Linked DNA regions of Mus musculus: region 1 is linked to region 2. Evidence: chromatin loops called from intact Hi-C (ENCODE). Cell type or tissue: left cerebral cortex. All regions are shown on one strand. Links, peaks and the distances in the headings refer to the core of each region. The heading gives the core; the rest is flanking DNA. Region 1 overlaps Zfp78 (zinc finger protein 78). Region 2 overlaps Usp29 (ubiquitin specific peptidase 29).

The links. A loop is a pair of places that touch in the nucleus more often than their neighbours do. Peaks named below come from ENCODE experiments on the same cell type or tissue, not always from the same donor. Only the 100,000 strongest peaks of a DNase experiment are listed, where the experiment ranks them.
Region 1: it touches region 2 in a loop (19-fold over the local background); 3 of 42 quality-filtered maps call a loop at or near these places.

What each region holds. Positions count from the first base shown.
Region 1 is chr7:6,374,661-6,383,000 of GRCm38, reverse strand. It overlaps Zfp78 (zinc finger protein 78), which reads right to left. Exons shown (of 5, transcript NM_001025163.1): 4 at 7,387-7,482; 5 at 396-4,792. The coding sequence ends at 3,510. Among named protein-coding and RNA genes, the nearest start is that of Zfp28, 4.5 kb to the left of the region's middle. In left cerebral cortex, for the core only: a CTCF peak has its summit at 1,378 (motif pointing right); a DNase peak (open chromatin) is centred at 4,380; H3K4me3 peaks cover 192 bases.
Region 2 is chr7:6,772,373-6,780,712 of GRCm38, reverse strand. The region is part of intron 2 of Usp29 (ubiquitin specific peptidase 29); the gene reads right to left. Among named protein-coding and RNA genes, the nearest start is that of Mir3099, 27 kb to the left of the region's middle. In left cerebral cortex, for the core only: a CTCF peak has its summit at 4,213; a DNase peak (open chromatin) is centred at 4,207.

The DNA.
Region 1 (8,340 bases), core at 163-8,162, 400 kb after region 2:
CGCGATTTGAGGTTGTTTGGAGGAAGGGGAGTTGGAGGATGCTGTGAATTGGGCTGGGGCAATGCGGGCTTTTGGCAAGTCCACAGTGGTTCTGGTTGCATGTACTTTTCAGTTTGGGATTCAGTTGCTGCCATTGCAATCTTCACCTCTCCACTAGACCACCTCGACTTTAGTGCCTAGTGTTCAAAATGCCCCTCTGTATGTACTACCAAGTTTTAGGTCTGCAGGTTTCCCCAGGTTTTCTTCTGCGGTGCCTCTTTAATATGTTCACTCTTGCCTTTAATCGCAGTGCCCGGGAGTAAGAGACAGCCGGATCTCAGAATTCGAGACCAACCTGATCTGCAGAGCGAGTTCCAGGACAGTCAGGGCTACACAGAGAAACGGGGAAGCGGGGTGAGGTGAGGGGAGCGCAGTTTATTCTTTGTCGGTTTCATACATGTATATATACTGTATCTTGATCATATCCAACACATCTCCTCTCCCAACCATCCCCAATACTTCCACATTCCTTTTGCCACCCCACCACACTTTTTTTTTAAATATAGCCCTGTTAGTGCCGCCTACCAGTATACCAGTGGAGTGTGACATGAACAATCTACCAGAGGCCACATCCCCAAAGAAAAATGACTCCCACTCTCTCAGCTGCCATCATTTGCTTATAGCTCCTCAGCTAGGTGTGGAGGGGTACGCCCTTCCTCTATCAATGGCTATAATATTGATCGGCGCTGGTAATTACCAGCAATCTTGTGCTGGTAATCAGTTTCTATGAGTTCATGAGCACAACATGCCCAAAACCATTCCACAGCACTCCTTGCCATTCTCAGACTCTTACATTCTTTCTCCTTCGTCTAATACGATGTTCCCAGACCCTTGAGAAGGTATACAAGAATGTCCCATTTAGGACTGTGAGCTGCCTATTTTTGTCATTCAGTTATCATCTGAGAGAGTGTTGTGTGGCTCTGGATGTTCTGGAACTCACTCTGTAGACCAGGCTGGCCTCGAACTCGGAGATCTGCCTGCCTCTGCCTCTGGAAGGGCTGGTTTTAAAAGTGTGTGTCACTACCGCTGAGCAAGCAGAATATTCTTTATATAAAATGTTTGAGAACAAAAGTGTTATTTTTTTTTCTGAGTGGTAAATATGTGCATACCGTAATGAAATATTTTAGAAAAGAAACCAACATCTAAATATAAAACCATTTATGCTTCACAAACACCTCATATAACCAGAAGGAAATTTTATACTAAAAAATTCTTAAGCAAAAACAATATTGCAGCATTGTCACCACAAAGATTTTTTGAAAGGTTGGTTTATTATTTTATGTAAATGATGCTCTATCTGTATGTACATCCGCTTTCCAGAAGAGGGCATCAGATCCCAGGATAAATGGTTGTGAGCCACCATATGGTTGCTGGGAATTGAACTCAGGATTTTGGGAAGAGCAGACTGCTCTTAACATCTGAGCCATCTCTCCAGCCCCTGAAAGACTTGCTTTTATTTTATGTGGATGAGTGTTTTGTCTTCATGTATTGTGTGCATTGCGTGCCTACAGTTCTTGTGGAGCCCAGAAAAGAGCATCCCCTGGAAGTTGGGTTACAGACAGTTGTGAGCTGCTATATGGGTGCTGGGACCCAAATCCAAGTCCTCTGCAAAACCAGCAAGCGCTCTTAACCACTGAGCCATCTCGCCAGCCCTGGCAATTTGATAACAAATTGGGTGGGGGGTAGAGGAAGAGAATGAACTTAGGATAAACAAGGAAAGGCAGGCATACAGTCCAACAGAACCTACCATGAGATGGACTTTACAAAAACCACCCAGAGTCCTCTGGAACAACGAGAATGGAAGTTTGTGTCCCCTGTTTTCCTATTTCTGCAGTGTGTACTCATCTTGCATGTGATCTTTCAGTTTGTTTTTATCCAAGGCCTCGCTATGTAGCCCTGACTGCCCTAGAACTCTGTAAACCTGGCTGATCTCTAACTCAGAGACCCATCTGTCTCTACCTCCAGAGTGCTGAAATGAGATGTGTGTGCCTCCAAACACAGCCACAATCACCCTTTCAAATTTTACTTTTATTTATTTATTTGTATATATGCATTTGTAGGCTTGATTGCCCATGTGCGTGTGTGTGGAGACCATTAGTCGGTGTTGGGAGTCTGTCGCCCTCCACCTTACATTTTGAGATAGGATCTCATGGTAAGCCTGGGGCTCCCTGTTTCGGCTAGACTGGCCTGCTGGGGGCTTGTTAGTAAATATAAGAATGTTTCTTTTGTGACCTAGACTATATATACACATGTGTATTTTTTCCCAAATAAATTCTAATTCTTTGTTCCAGTCTTTAACTTCTAGGCACTTCCTAAAACAGATTCTACGTACCAGACCAGATTTAATTTCTTTACCAATAAGAAAACATAACCTTTAGGATCATTAGAAAGCTTCCATCTTAAATACACTACACATACTAATTGTTCCACCTGAAGACACTTTCAGTTTCTAAATTGTTGTCATCACCTAAGTTCCAAATTTGAGAGGCCATGGTTTAGAAATAATTTTTCTGGTCTAACACATTTTCTAAGCACCCCTATGGGTCAGTGTATTGAAGTCCTTTCATTTTATGTTCTCTTGGTATCTATTTCATTGAAGTTTTAACTTTCCCAGGCTGGAGGTGTAGGTCAGTCACCTTTGACACTTCCTAGTATCACACCATCCACAAGTGGCTCAAGCTGGTGCCAAGAACAAGAACCCGTCAAAGGGGGCTGCCTGCCTTCACTGCTCCCTTTAAATGCACTGCTGAAGATGGACTGGGCACATATGTCGCAATGATCACTTTCTACACCTGAGATGACCTCCCAGAACTCATGCCTGCTTGTTGCGACTCAACAAAGGAAATCTGTAACCCTGGGCCCAATAAAGCATTGGCTCAGGGATACCCCCTCATGTTCCTTTGCCTCTGTGTGTGGCCTCTCTGTGTTCTGTGCTGATGTGTCTCCTAATCATTGAAGGGATGTTCTCCATCCAAACTTAATACAGTCAATCATGTGGCTAAACATTTTATGTGCATTAAATAAACATTTTACAATGAGTATTAGAAGAGTTACATAAATAACATGTATATTTTTAAAAAGAAATTTTCTGACTGTAAAATAAATGAGTAATAAACTTGAAGGAAACAAGATGGATTACAGACATTTGAAAAAGTCCAAGCAAAACAATTGTGTTTTGGATCAGGAGGCTAAGGGGCCAAACCTAAATGGAAATACTTAGCAGGTATATGCACAGGACCTGAGGACAGGGAGGGATGCCTGAGATGACTGCATCAAGAACTCACCAATGATGGGTGGTTTAGGAACATTTACTGAAGATTTCTCCCCATCCCTTACATTCCTAAGAGCTCTTTGACCTGTGTGAGATCTTCCATGTAGAGTACAGTGAACAATCTGGTTGAAAGCTAAATTCTCTGATGAACGCTACAGGTTCGTAGGCGGCTAAAGGGTTTGCCATGGGGGACACATTTTTACAGTTTCTTTCCAGTGTGATACCTTTGGTGGCAATTAAGGGATGACTTTCTTCTGAAGGCCCTTCCACATTTCTCACATACATAGGGCCTCTGACCAGTGTGAAGTCTCTGATGCTGAGCACGGGAGGAGCCATCACCAAATGCCTTTCCACATTCCGCACATTTGTAAGGCTTCTCTCCAGTATGGACCCTCTTGTGTCTTATAAGATAGGCAGCATGTGTGAAGGTTTTGCCGCATTCATTACACTCATAAGGTTTCTCTCCTGTATGGATTTTCTGATGTCTGGCAAGATAGGCACTTCTATTGAAAAATTTACCACACTGCTTACATTCAAAAGGTTTTTCTCCCGTGTGGTTTCTCTGATGAATAGTCAGCTGGGAACTCTCCCTAAAGGTCTTCCCACATTCGTTACATTCATAGGGCTCTTCTCCAGTATGAATTCTTGAGTGAACAACAAGGTGTATACTCTGCCGAAAAGCTTTCCCACAGTCCTTGCATTTATATGGTTTCTCTCCAGAATGTACTCTTTGGTGGCCAGTGAGTGACATGCTGTGGTTAAAGGCTTTCCCACAGATTTCACACTTGTAAGGTTTCTCACCCGTGTGAATCCTGTGGTGCTGAGCCAGGTGGGCAGGCTGCCTGAAGGACTTTGCGCACTCCTTACATTTATACGGTTTTTCTCCGGTGTGAATTCTCCGGTGTACAGTGAGGTATGAATTCTGGCTGAAGGCTTTCTTACATTCCTCACACTGGAAGAGTTTCTCGTGGGTGTGTGTTGTGTGGTGCTGAGCCAGGTGGTGGCTCTGCTTGAAGGCCTTTCCGCAGACGGTGCATTGATATGGTTTCTCCCCCGTGTGAATTCTCTGGTGAACTGTAACAGCTGAGCTGTGGGTGAAGGTTTTCTCACATTCATTACATTTAAAAATGGTCTTCCCTGCCCAGATTTTCTTGTATTTCCATACCTTGGGATTTTTGGAGAAGCTTTTCTTATTTGACTTGTGAGTATAAATATTCTCTTCTACACTATCCAGATGGGCAGATTTTAAGGATTCGGTGTGTTTGTAGCCTATTTCTTTAGTGTGGGTTCCTTTGTGAGTGACTGTTTCTTTCAGGTTAAATATTTCTTGACTCATCTGTCTATCCAGAAGGTCTTTGCATTTCTGCTTCCTTCCAGAAGTGAGAGACTCACAACCAAGACTTGTAGTGTTCTCCACTGCCACATCCTCAAACACCAACTGCCTGAGAGATAATTCGTGTGTCTTCTGTACAGATTTACCACCTGAAAATGTAAAACACAAAGTCTTCTTTATCATCTGCCATCTAACAAAAGCAGCACTTCAAGTGGAGTAATCCTCAACGATTTGATAAACTCCATATAATTGCATACAAGTATTTCAACTGGGAAATGTGCAAGGATGTCCCTGAGAATAAGAGCTTTGTGATAATCTAGACCCTATTGGATGAAAAACTAGATAACTTCACTGCATAGAGGTGCAAAGCACACCTATGGGTGTAGACGTGAGGTTGTTTCCAAAGCCATTAACTAGGGAGGTGACACTTTCCCTGGAAGTGTCACTATCCAATGAACTGGGAGATTGAAATAAAAGAAAAAGAAAGAGGAAATTCAGTAGCAAGGGCAGGCTTCTATTTGCTTTCTGGCTGCCATGACTAAATAGATTTCTTCCACCATGCCCTTCCTCCATGTTTCTTCATGGCCACCAGTCCAAAAGCAACAGAGACAGTGGACCATAGATGTAAACCTCTGAAACCATGGGCCAGAAACAAAAACCCTTCCTCTTTTAAAATGCGATGGAAACAAATATGGCATCAGGGAAGAGATCTAGAACAACATGGGGAAATGACAAAGTAAATGAAGAATAAGATGAGGTCCTAGAAGTCATTTGTAATGATAATGCTGATTTGACCAGAATACAAATTAAATTCACTTCTGTAATGTCTCCTACCTTTAAAAATATTTATTTATTTATTTATTTATTTACTCATTCAATATGTGTGGATGATTTGTCTGCATGTATGTCTATGCACCATGCACATGCCTGGTGCCTACAGAGGCCAGAAGATTCTCCTGGAACTGGAGTGGCAGACAGTTGGGAGCTGCCATGTGGGTGCTGGGAATGGAACCCAAGTCTTACCCACTGAGGTAGCTTTCCAGCCTCCTGTTTCCTACTTTTGATTAATTAGTATATATAGTTAAGCTCACTTAGTTTAACTACCAATATATTTCATTACTACTGCTTCTTGGAACTCTCTAGAGAGTCCCAGCAAGCACACACACCACACGATGCTTCATGACTTCCCTTGGGATTTAAAGGCAAGTGCGCGAATAGAATTTCATCATCAGAAAACAGTGCTCCTAAGTAAACCTTTATGTGTTTGTGTCTCAGTACACCAAACTCTTTCTCACACAACTCAGGTTTCATAGTAAGGGGTTTTTCTTCATTCTCTCACTTTCAACAACATAGGAAGAGCATCACTTTTCGGGCCTTTTAATATGGGGGTTTAGAAGCTGGAGGGATGGCTCAATTGTCTGCTCTTCCAGAGGTTCTGAGTTCCCAGCAACCACATAGTGGCTCACAACCAGGTATGCATGCAGACCTAACAAGCACTCGTACACATAAAATAAATGAATGGATCTTAAGAAAAGATTGCTTTAAAAAAATTATGGGGTTTTGCTGTTATCTGATGGTTAGGAACAGGTGTCTCAGTAAAGGACTATGGAGCTGAGATTGGCTCCTGAGCATGTCTGCAGAGGATCACCTTGACTGTCTGAATTGATGTGGGAAGATCCAGCCTAAATACAGGCCACAGAATTCTCAGCTTTGGGGCCCTGGATAGTGTTGCAGAATATCTGATCACATTGGGAACTCCAAGATTGTGAATTGGGAAAACTTGTTGTAATGTGACTCAGCTCTAGCACACACCTTTGAACCAAGAGCTAAATAAAGTCAACCCTAAGTCAGGAGGCGGAGCAAGTAACCAGCCAACAGGGAGTGAGCATAAGTAAACAGAAAGGAGGGGACAATGAGGAGAACGGTATTTTTTTTAATGATTTATTTATTCATTTTATGTATGTGAGCACACTGTAGCTGTCTTCACCAGCTACACCAGAAGAGGGCATTAGATCCCATTCCAGATGGTGTGAGCCACCATGTGGTTGCTGGGAATTGAACTCAGGACCTCTGAAAAAGCAGCCAGTGCTCTTAACCACTGAGCCACCTCTCCAGCCCGAGAATGGTATTTTTTAAGACAACATGGAGAAGGAGAAAGAGGCTTTTTCATTCTGGGGCATCAATGAATAGGAAGGTCAGCTGGGTGTTTTCTCTGCCTCTCTGGGCTAGCAAACTGTCTGTCACCCCAGCATCCAGCTGGAGTCTTCATTGGTAAAATTGAATGTTTGTCTTTAAAACAACAGGATTGTATATGAGTAGAGAAAGCTAGCTTCATAGCAGGCAAGCATGCTTCCACTCTCTCTGCTCTGTGGCTAGCTGTTTCAATGTCCTGCCAATATGAATTCCCAACAATGATGGACTACCATGTGCAACTGCAGCTGAAATAAACATTGTCCCCCTTAAGGCCACTCTGGTCAGGGCACCTCATCCCAGCAATGGAAGCAGAAGCAGGACATCCTCCTCTGTATACAATGACTTACTACAGAGACAAGAGGAAAGCAGAAGACACAAGCAGGACGTAGAAGGGAGGAATCCATGCCAAGCAAGGAAACGTCAGCTCACACCCGGGATGCAAGGCTTAGGAAGAGTTTCTGGGCAGCCTCAGCCCAGGTAAGGACCTCTGAAGATAGATGGCAGAGCCATTCCCTAGAAACGGTTTTCAATCTGCTTCTTGACTTCTCACCTTGTACTCTGCTTCCTGTCACCTGACCCTTCACCTCCCAAGGCTCCTTCCCATGTTCCAATAAGGAGATTAGAGATGGTTTGGAAATGCAAGCTCCTGCATTAAAAAAAAAAAAGACACAAAAATAGGCCATGTTTTGGTTGTTTGGATTCCTAAGTCCGCTCCTTAAATTTGATGCAACTACAAAATAAAAAATCAAACACATTTGATATCTATCTTATGATAGACTGCATAAAACTCTGGAATAGTCTGGTGGCCAGCTGTCAACAGTCAACCCTCAGCAATTATACTGTTTCTTATGGAGTGGAGGAAGGGCAAGAACTTGGCTTGGTGTTTTTAAAGGGCCATCACAGTAATAAATGAGAAAATAGCCTGCTAGGAGATCAGTGTAAAGAGATGTCTCAGTGCTTGGGAGAACATGCTGTTCTTGAAGACCTAGGTTCAATTTACAGCCCCTGGCAGCTCAGCAACACCTGTAACTGCAGCCCCAGGAGATTTAAGACCCTGTTGTGCATGCAACTACACTCAATGAACATACCTCCATATAGTCACATATACATTTTTGTTTCATTTTTTGAATCAGGGTTTCTCTGTTTAGCCCTGGCTGTCCTGAAACTCACTCTGTAGACTAGACTAGCCTCTAACTCAAGAGATCCGCCTGCCTCTGCCTCCCAAGTGCTGGAATTAAAGGTGTGTGCCACCACGCCCGGCAGCAGGTACATATTATTTTTTAAAAGATTTATTTATTTATTTATATGAGTACACTGTCCCTGTCTACACACACACCAGAAGAGGGCATCAGATCCCATGACAGATGGTTGTGAGCCACCATGTGGTTGCTAGAGATTGAACTCAGGACCTCTGGAAGAGCAGCCAGTGCTCTTAACTGCTGAGCCATTTCTCCAGCCCACATATTTTTTTAAATGTATTTTTTAAAATTACAAATGAAATCTC
Region 2 (8,340 bases), core at 335-8,334:
TCATCTACTCTATGATGTACTTCCCAACTGTACCCCCTGACAAATAGCCAAATCCAAGCTTCTAAGCCCTGGTTACCAGCCTATACCGGGTGCTGCTGAGCTCTCTGAAGTCTCTTCTCACCAACCCTCACACAATCTTGTAGGTTTCCTATAAAATTCACTCCTCAAGCTATGCATGGTGGTACATACACATAACCCCATTATTAAATAAGTCCATGTAGGAGTATCATGGTTTTGAGGCCACCATGTATTACATAGTGAAAGACCATGTCAGAAAAGCAACACAAGACAGTACCCCCACATTATTCTCAAAATGAATTTATACATGTTGATGTAGGTCATCAATGAATCGACCTTCTCTAATGGTTGCTTCTTCCCACCCCTATCCTAATATTTTATATTTTACTTGGGGAGTCAGATCACCTCTACTCTCAAGCCCTACGGTTTAGGTGGAAATGACGTCATTTTCCAATCTAGGAAAGTAGTCTGTTCCAGGCCTGGCCAGTCACCATCTCAAGAATTGACTCATCAAAAGATCTGGAACGTTTGTGGGATTACATTGTAATAGAGTCACTGTTTTCAGGGATGATTTAGCTGGCAGCACCCATTCTCAATGACACTAGTAGCCATCTTTGCTTCTTGGACAGAGTTAGGCCAGATTAGAAGCTAACAGTTCCCAGAGATAGAAACATAAAGACCACATCTTGACATTATCTTTTGCAGCTCTTGTACTGAACAGATATAATTCTTCTTGTTTTGTTTAATCCAATTAGAGTTTATTTTTCTTTCAGTGATACATGAAATAGACATTACAAATAAAATCCTTGCCTTGGACCCTTGAGCCTCTCAGACAGGAAACATTCAAGCCATCCCTGGCCCTCCCTCTTCTTCATTCTCCATATCCAGAGACCATGCTTTTATGAAAACAGATATCTACTCATATGTGTCTCCAACTTCTTTTCTGTTTTCTAATCTTTCATGTATGTATGTATGTATGTATGTATGTATGTATGTATGTATGTATGTGAGAGTGTGTACCACAGTGAAATTGTGGTAGATAGAGGACATCTCTCAGAAATCAAGTTATCTTCTTCTGCCATGTGGGTCCTGGGGACCGAATTCAAGTTGTCAGTCTTGGCAGCAAGCATCTTTACCCACTGAGCCATCTCACCATCCCCTGAGTCTCCTAATTAAACACATCTATGTTATAACCTTTCACAGTGACACATCTCCCCCATTACATGGGTAGTTCACTCCACCTCGAGTTCTGCATCGCACTGCTACTTTTCTTAACTTCCCCTCCCCCTTCCTTCAATCCCAGGAAAGGCACTTCCAAAACACAAGCCTAACTTCTATCCGCTGGAGCCATTTCCTCTACGACATGGAAACTCTTAATTGCTAAAGTAAACACATACGCATACACATGCACACATACACACACACAATCATATATGCAGAAACACACACAAAACACACCAAAACAAAGAGAGACAAACACAGAGACACAAAGACACAGAGATTAAGAGAGAGAGACAGAGAGACAGAGACAGAGAGACAGAGCAAGATTACTGAAATACAACTGATAAGCCCAGAGGCCGTTTACTACAGATGTAGCTGCATATGGACTCCTCATAAAGTTCAGCAGAAATCTCTCATTGTCCATCTCTAGCTCTGATTCACTTCCAGGAATTGTCTCTAGCATATCCAAGGAAATACTCTTTATTTGGTCCAAACTAGGGTGTATGTCTCATCCCCAAACCACCTATAGTGACTTCTGAGGATCTAATGACTGTTACAGGAGCTGGGAAGAAAAGCACCAAGGTGGAGAGGTTGAGGTTGTCTTCCAAAGCACAAGGTAATTTTGTGGGTCTTTAAAATACTGGTAGCCATTGAGATGGCTGAAGGTAAAGGCACTTGCTGCCAAGCCTGAGGACTAAAGTTCAAGCCCTGGTGGAAAGAGAGAACTGACTCCCACGCGCTGTCTTCTGACTTTCACTAGTGTCCTGTATGCTCATGCACCTAGACAATATACACAAAATTAAAAAATAGATGTGATATTGTTTTTTTTAAGTGAACACTTTATATTGGTATACCCACCTAAAATGTACCAGGACCCCCAGGGTCAAGCTCAAGGTAAATGTATAGCTCTTTGTGGCTTCCTCTGGAGCCCTGTCTTACAGCCATCACTATAGCTTATATACCCTAGGTAGAATGCATGTTTGATGTCTCTGTCTCTGACCCTTAGACTTCTGTACGTTTCTAACCTCACAAAATACTCAGTCACACCATTACCCTTTTTAGCAATCTTATGCTCCACTTGGGGCCTCAACAACCTTAGCTGTTCCTTGAAGGAGATCCTCATCCCCTCTCCCCTCCCCCTACCAGACCCCACAAGAATAAGACTTTATGCGGAAGGTAGATGTTTACTGTTAGGAAAATAAAGCACTTTTGAACATGTATGTAGTGCAAGCTGAGTACTTGTAACCCCAACCTTTCTATCAAACCTATCTGCCCTGTCCCCTCCCCACAAATCTGTCACATCATATCTATTTATGTTGTTTGTGACCCACTGAGATTAATCAGGGCCACGTGTGAGACTATAGGTTTGAAGCTATGGGAGTCTGGCAGGTTCAGCAGAGGAGACACAACCAAAGATGGTGATCCCCACTCCCATCCCAGAGTCTATCAATAGTCAGTAGTTTTGACATAAAAGGAGGGCCTCCCCCTCCCCTGACTGATGGTTGACAGAGCTGGTCTTGTGGGGGTAGAGCGCAGGAATTCACAGTCGCTGTGAGTTAATGGTTGTGTGGAATCCAGAGAATGGCATTTCACAGTTTATTCTTATCTCTCAGTTCAGATGTGCTCCCCTCCTCCCTCTCCTGGAAGTTGTTCACTGAGCCTTAGAGAGGGGGGTAGAAGCCACCTAAGGCTGAGACGGGTCTCTTATTTTCTGCATCTTGGGCAGTTGTGAGTGTCTGCATTCACTACTCTTCATAGAAGGAGACGCTTCTGTGGCTGCTTTTGACTCTCTAAGCATCAGCATTTAGAAGGCACTTGATGTTTGTGTTCCGTTTATGTTGTCTAATCCTTAGAGAAACTAGCCATCTTCCTGATTTGCCAGGACCATATCTCTCTACCTGTATCCCCACCACAGATCGGCCTAGTATAATACACAATCTGTGTGGCTAGCCATGGCTTGGGAGTGCATGACCCACAGCAGGCCAGCTAAGGCTATTCTTCTAGGTGCAAAGGAAGCTGGCCTTCCTCACACAGATAAATGACCTGAGAGTGATCATCTATCCCCATGCTCTTATGGGGAAGCTTTGCGTGACAGTGCCCTGCCAGTGTACAGGCTCAAATAGAGAAGAGACAGCTGCTGGCTACATTCCATCACCCCAGGACAGCTACACCCTCTCCTCCCTGACAGCCAGTTCCTGGAGCCAAGAAATTCTCCCCCCCAACACACACCCTTGCTGAAACTGGTTTGAGAACTCTGTCATCCTCAGTCCTCCAAGCCAAGCAGGGGCCCCTGCTGTTCCATGCATTGGCCATGTGTATTAACTGAAAAACCTTCCTCGGCAGGGTGAGGCTTGCAGTGAAATCTGTTGGGGCCATTTATTTTACCATGTAGAGTCCTACATGATCACACATTGGGAAAGACATACATTTTTGTGAAGCATGTACTGAAAAAATTGTCCATGTACTGAAAAAAAATGATTTTAATGCACAATGGCTGCCATTTGAGACACCACTTACGAGGAGGGTACATGACTACCCTCCTCGTAATCATGGATTGCATGAGAAAGCTGTCAAAATGAATCAAATTTCAGAGACACAATACAGCAGGTGTTAGCTGAGGTTGGAATCTATGCAGTGACCCCGCCTCCCCCCACCCCCAATCCCAGCCCCACAGGCAACTAGCTGTGTGCCCAAGGCATGTTATAAGCCCTTTCTGGTCCTTAGTGTCTTCCTGGGTAAAAATGAGCATGATAGTAAATATGTAAAAGGCCTTCCAGGATGGGTGGCGAGGACCAAGTAGGAGAGTTGATGCAAAGCACACAGAACCGTGCCACGCGTTTGGAAAGCCCAAATAAGTACAAGCTGTGGCTCACCTCCCACTTTTGCTGAGTGTTTCATAGAAAGAGGCAGGCAGAAAATATTTGCCGTGCCACCAAAAATATCAGAGAGAAGAGGGAAAACACAGCGATGGGGCTGAATAGGAGGATCCCACCATCTGAATACCCCAGCAGGCCTTCCTTAGAATAGCTACGATGGATCCCACACCATATGTCCTCTTCTCCTGCCAAATGCTTAGTGGCTTTCCTCTGAGGTAGTTTCTTCCCTGGCTCTCATTTCCTAAAGCTCAGCAGAGCTGAGTCCTTAGCTGAATCTAGGATTGGGATGCTCACACACATGATCCAGCCAAGGTCACCAGAGCCCGACCTGTGCTTCTTGCTGAGGCGTGAAAGTTCTCAAGGGGACACTGACAATGATTGTTATGGGCTAAGAAGTTTGTTGGGAGAGGTATTAATGGCACAGGCAGACAGATAAACAACAGTATGGTGGGAACACAGGAGATTCTGGTCCCTAGTGCCATTAAGGCACAACATAGTAGAAATTCTGAAGAGAAAAGCAGGCCCTTGTGGTGGAGTTGAGGGTCCTTCCTGAGAACAGGTTGGGGGTTCACAGCCATGCTCACTGATTCCCCCATCAGGAGCTAAAAGAGAGAGTGGGGAGCAGGATGTGTCAATACCCTGTACCTTCTTTGATGTAAACTTACTTCCGTGGCTAGAGACACTGGCATCTGGAAATCTGTTAGCTTCTCAGAGGATGCTCTCAAGAGACACCTGTCAGTATCTCCCAGAAGGGTGTGGCTTCTCTGGGGTTTGTGGTGGGAGCAGCAGTCTGCTCTGGATTCTAAAAAGGTTATGTTATACTTTAGTTTCTATTGCTATGATAAAATGCCCGGACAAAAGTAATTTGGAAAGAAAGCATTTAGTTTAGCTCACTACTCCAGGCAACAATCCATCCTAGTAGGAAGCCAATGAAGCAGGAACTTGAAACAGCTGGTCGCATGATATTCAAAGAGGGATGAGTTAATGCCTGCTAGCTGGTATTCACTTTCTCCCCTCCTATACAGTCCAGGACCCAAGCACAAGGACTGGTCCCACTTACTGTTAGACGGAATGTTCTCATGCCAATGACAGACTCAAGGCAATCCACAGACATGCCTAGAGGCCTACCTGATCTAGACAGTTCTTCATGTTAGCACTAACCATCACAGCTTGTGGAGCTGGACCTCCCAGGGGTCACCCTGCTGTGAGCTGAGGAGATCCTAGCTGAGTTCAACTGAGAAAAAAAGTAGAGAACAATACAGGGTAGAGATGTGGGTCCATTGGTAGAGAGCTTGCCCAGGAAGCTCTGGGCTCACTTCCCAGCACCTCATGAACATGGGAGTGAGTGGGGCTTGTCTGAAATGCCAGCACTGGGAAGGCAGAAGCAAGAAGAACAGGAGTTCTAAGATTCCTTGGCTACATTGTGACTTTGAGGCCAGCCTGGGCTATGAGACCATATTTTTAAAAAACGTAGCATTGTGATGAGCTTAGTCCATCTTGCTATCCTGGCTAATGAACCTATCTGAAATGGTTTCTCTTCCTTGCAACTAAGAGATGTTAATGGGAATCCTCACTCTACCATCTCAATTAGAGTATCCTTGACTATTACAAGAGACCTTCAACAACACAGGGGCCTGTTGAGTGATTCCTCAGAGAGGTACCAGCCACTCTTTCTAGCCCTACTTCCCTGGCATGACATTCTTCCCCAGATGCACATGGTCTGAGTGTCTTGGGAGGAGTATACAGAGCAAAGAAACTGAAAAGGTAATGATTGTCTGTGCAGCCATGGGAAAATTGTCACCATTGCTGGGGTGAGACTTCATGCTGATACTGCTATTAGGGGACAGTGTCATACAAACCTCCTGCAAATAACCCCCAACTCATGCGTCTGTAAGTCAACCCACTAAAGTCCTTAGTTCATCAAGTTGGGAAAATATATGTCCACAGAACACATCTGCATCACTGATGTGTGTGTGTATGTGTGTGTATGTGTGCGTGTTTGTGTGTATCTGTTTGTGTGTATGTGTCAAACAGACAGACAGAGAAGGAGAGGCAGAGAGACAGAGTAACAGAAAGACAGTGTGTCTTCTCTTAACTTAGTTGATTTGTCCAATTGAGAGACCCAACTAATACAAGAGCTAAGTATGAGAAGAAAAACAATAAACCTGCATTAATTTTATACATCCATGGGGGTTTTCATCAGCATCTGATGTGAGAAGCAGGGTACCTCTACACATTTTAGACAGAGAGCAATATGTTTGAGAAGGCGTGACAAGACAGATGGGTCTCTGACTGGGGGAGTAAACTCCAGGCCGTCGCTAGGAGATATATGGGGCCGTCAGCCTAGGGGGAGATAAGGGCTACTTCAGGGTGTTTACACAGGTTCAGGGCAGCCCAGTCACCAGCCTGTGGTCATCAGGGCTCTGTCCCAGCCTTCATGGTTGAAAGGATCTTTATGGCCTGTTGCTCCGGGGAGAGGCCGGCTGAATGAACCTTCCTGTGGCTACAGTTCCTCTGGGAGTTTCAGCCTGAAACAGCTGACAGGCCAATGTGGTAGATTTTGAGATGGTTTGTCCTTGTCTCTTTCACTTTTCCACGTAATATCTCTTTCCTTGACACGTTGCTTGGAATTTCACAACCTGCCGCTTTTTGTGTCATAGAGAAACGCATGTGCACCAACAAGCCGAAAAAGCTCCATAAATATGGAAAGAAGGGAAAGTGAGATGGTTAAGGGGGTAAAGGGAGGTTTTTTTCACGAAGCTGGAGAAGCCTGAGGACCTGGATTTGATCCCCAAGATCTACATGGTAGAAGGAAAGAACTGACTCATTCAAGTTGCCTTCTGACTTCTGCATGAATGCTGTGGTGCATGTGCGCACATACACACAGCATACAGATACATAAATAAGTATATATATAATTTTAAAATTCACATTTGAATAGATTCATAGAGGTAATGGCTCTCAGGCAGGGAAGGCCTAGGGAATGAAAAGACTTTAAGGAGATACATGCTGGCATGGCCCCATGATCTCAAGTGTTTAATGGTTTTCAGAGGCCATTTTGTTTTTAAATTTTCTTTTTTATTTATTTTTTCATAAATGTATATATCAAAAAAATAAAATAAATGTATATATTGTATGCTGTGTATACTATTCTTTCTCACCTCAGTGGATTAATCCCCTTTGTCCTCTATAGCTTCATTTGTACTTTCATGTTACATATACATCCATGATTTGTACAAACCTATTTAAAATCTAGAAACTTCACAAAAGCAAAAAATATGAGTCTTTCTGAGCCTGGCTTATCTCCTGTTATTCCTGTATGTGGATACTGCCTTGTGACAGTGATCTGTGTACACAGGAGTACATGTGAGTGTGGCTATAAACTACAGGATTAGAACTGAGATCAGGACAGGGGAAAAAGAGGAGGTGAACAAGTGGGGATGTCAGGGCAACAGGATGCTTGTGACATGAAAGGAGAAAGGAGGTACTGAGGGTGGAAAGATACAAGAGAAGATGGGGGATGGGGGATGGGAGATGGGGGATGGGGAGAAGAGCTAGGGAGAAGAATCAACAAAAGCAACTTTTGTTCAAAAATCCATAATGAAACCTAATGTTTTGTATAATAATTAAAAACAAACTTTAGGAATCCTGTTTTTAAAGTGCACTCACATTCTGGCAATTAACATAAATATTTTTCTTTATGGAAAATAATCTACACACATATATCTACATGTATGGATAGATAGATAGATAGACAGACAGACAGATGATAGATAGATAGATAGATAGATAGATAGATAGATAGATAGATCGTTCCCAATTTCTGTATCCACATCTCTGTTCATGGATACCTAGGCTGGTCCCCACATCGTAGTTATTGTGAACAGTGCTGAAAAAAAAAACTTGATGTGCAAGTATCTGTGTGATATACTGACTTAAATTCTTTTGGGTGAGTAACTGAACAGAGTGGTATGGCTGGGTCATATGGAAGGCCTATAGCCCAAGTCTTAAGAAAGCAAGCAAGGAGAGAATTAATAGAGATACCAGGCCTGACAACTGGCTCCCAAGTTCTGCAGCCTGGCTATGTCATGAGGCTGAAATCTGTCAAAACAGCATCTAAATCTTCATTGATTCATTTGAAATAAAGTCCAAACTTGCTGTGATGTCAAACATCCTAAGTCTTGGCATTTAGCAAGGAGTGACATCAAGACTGAGGCTTTAGAAC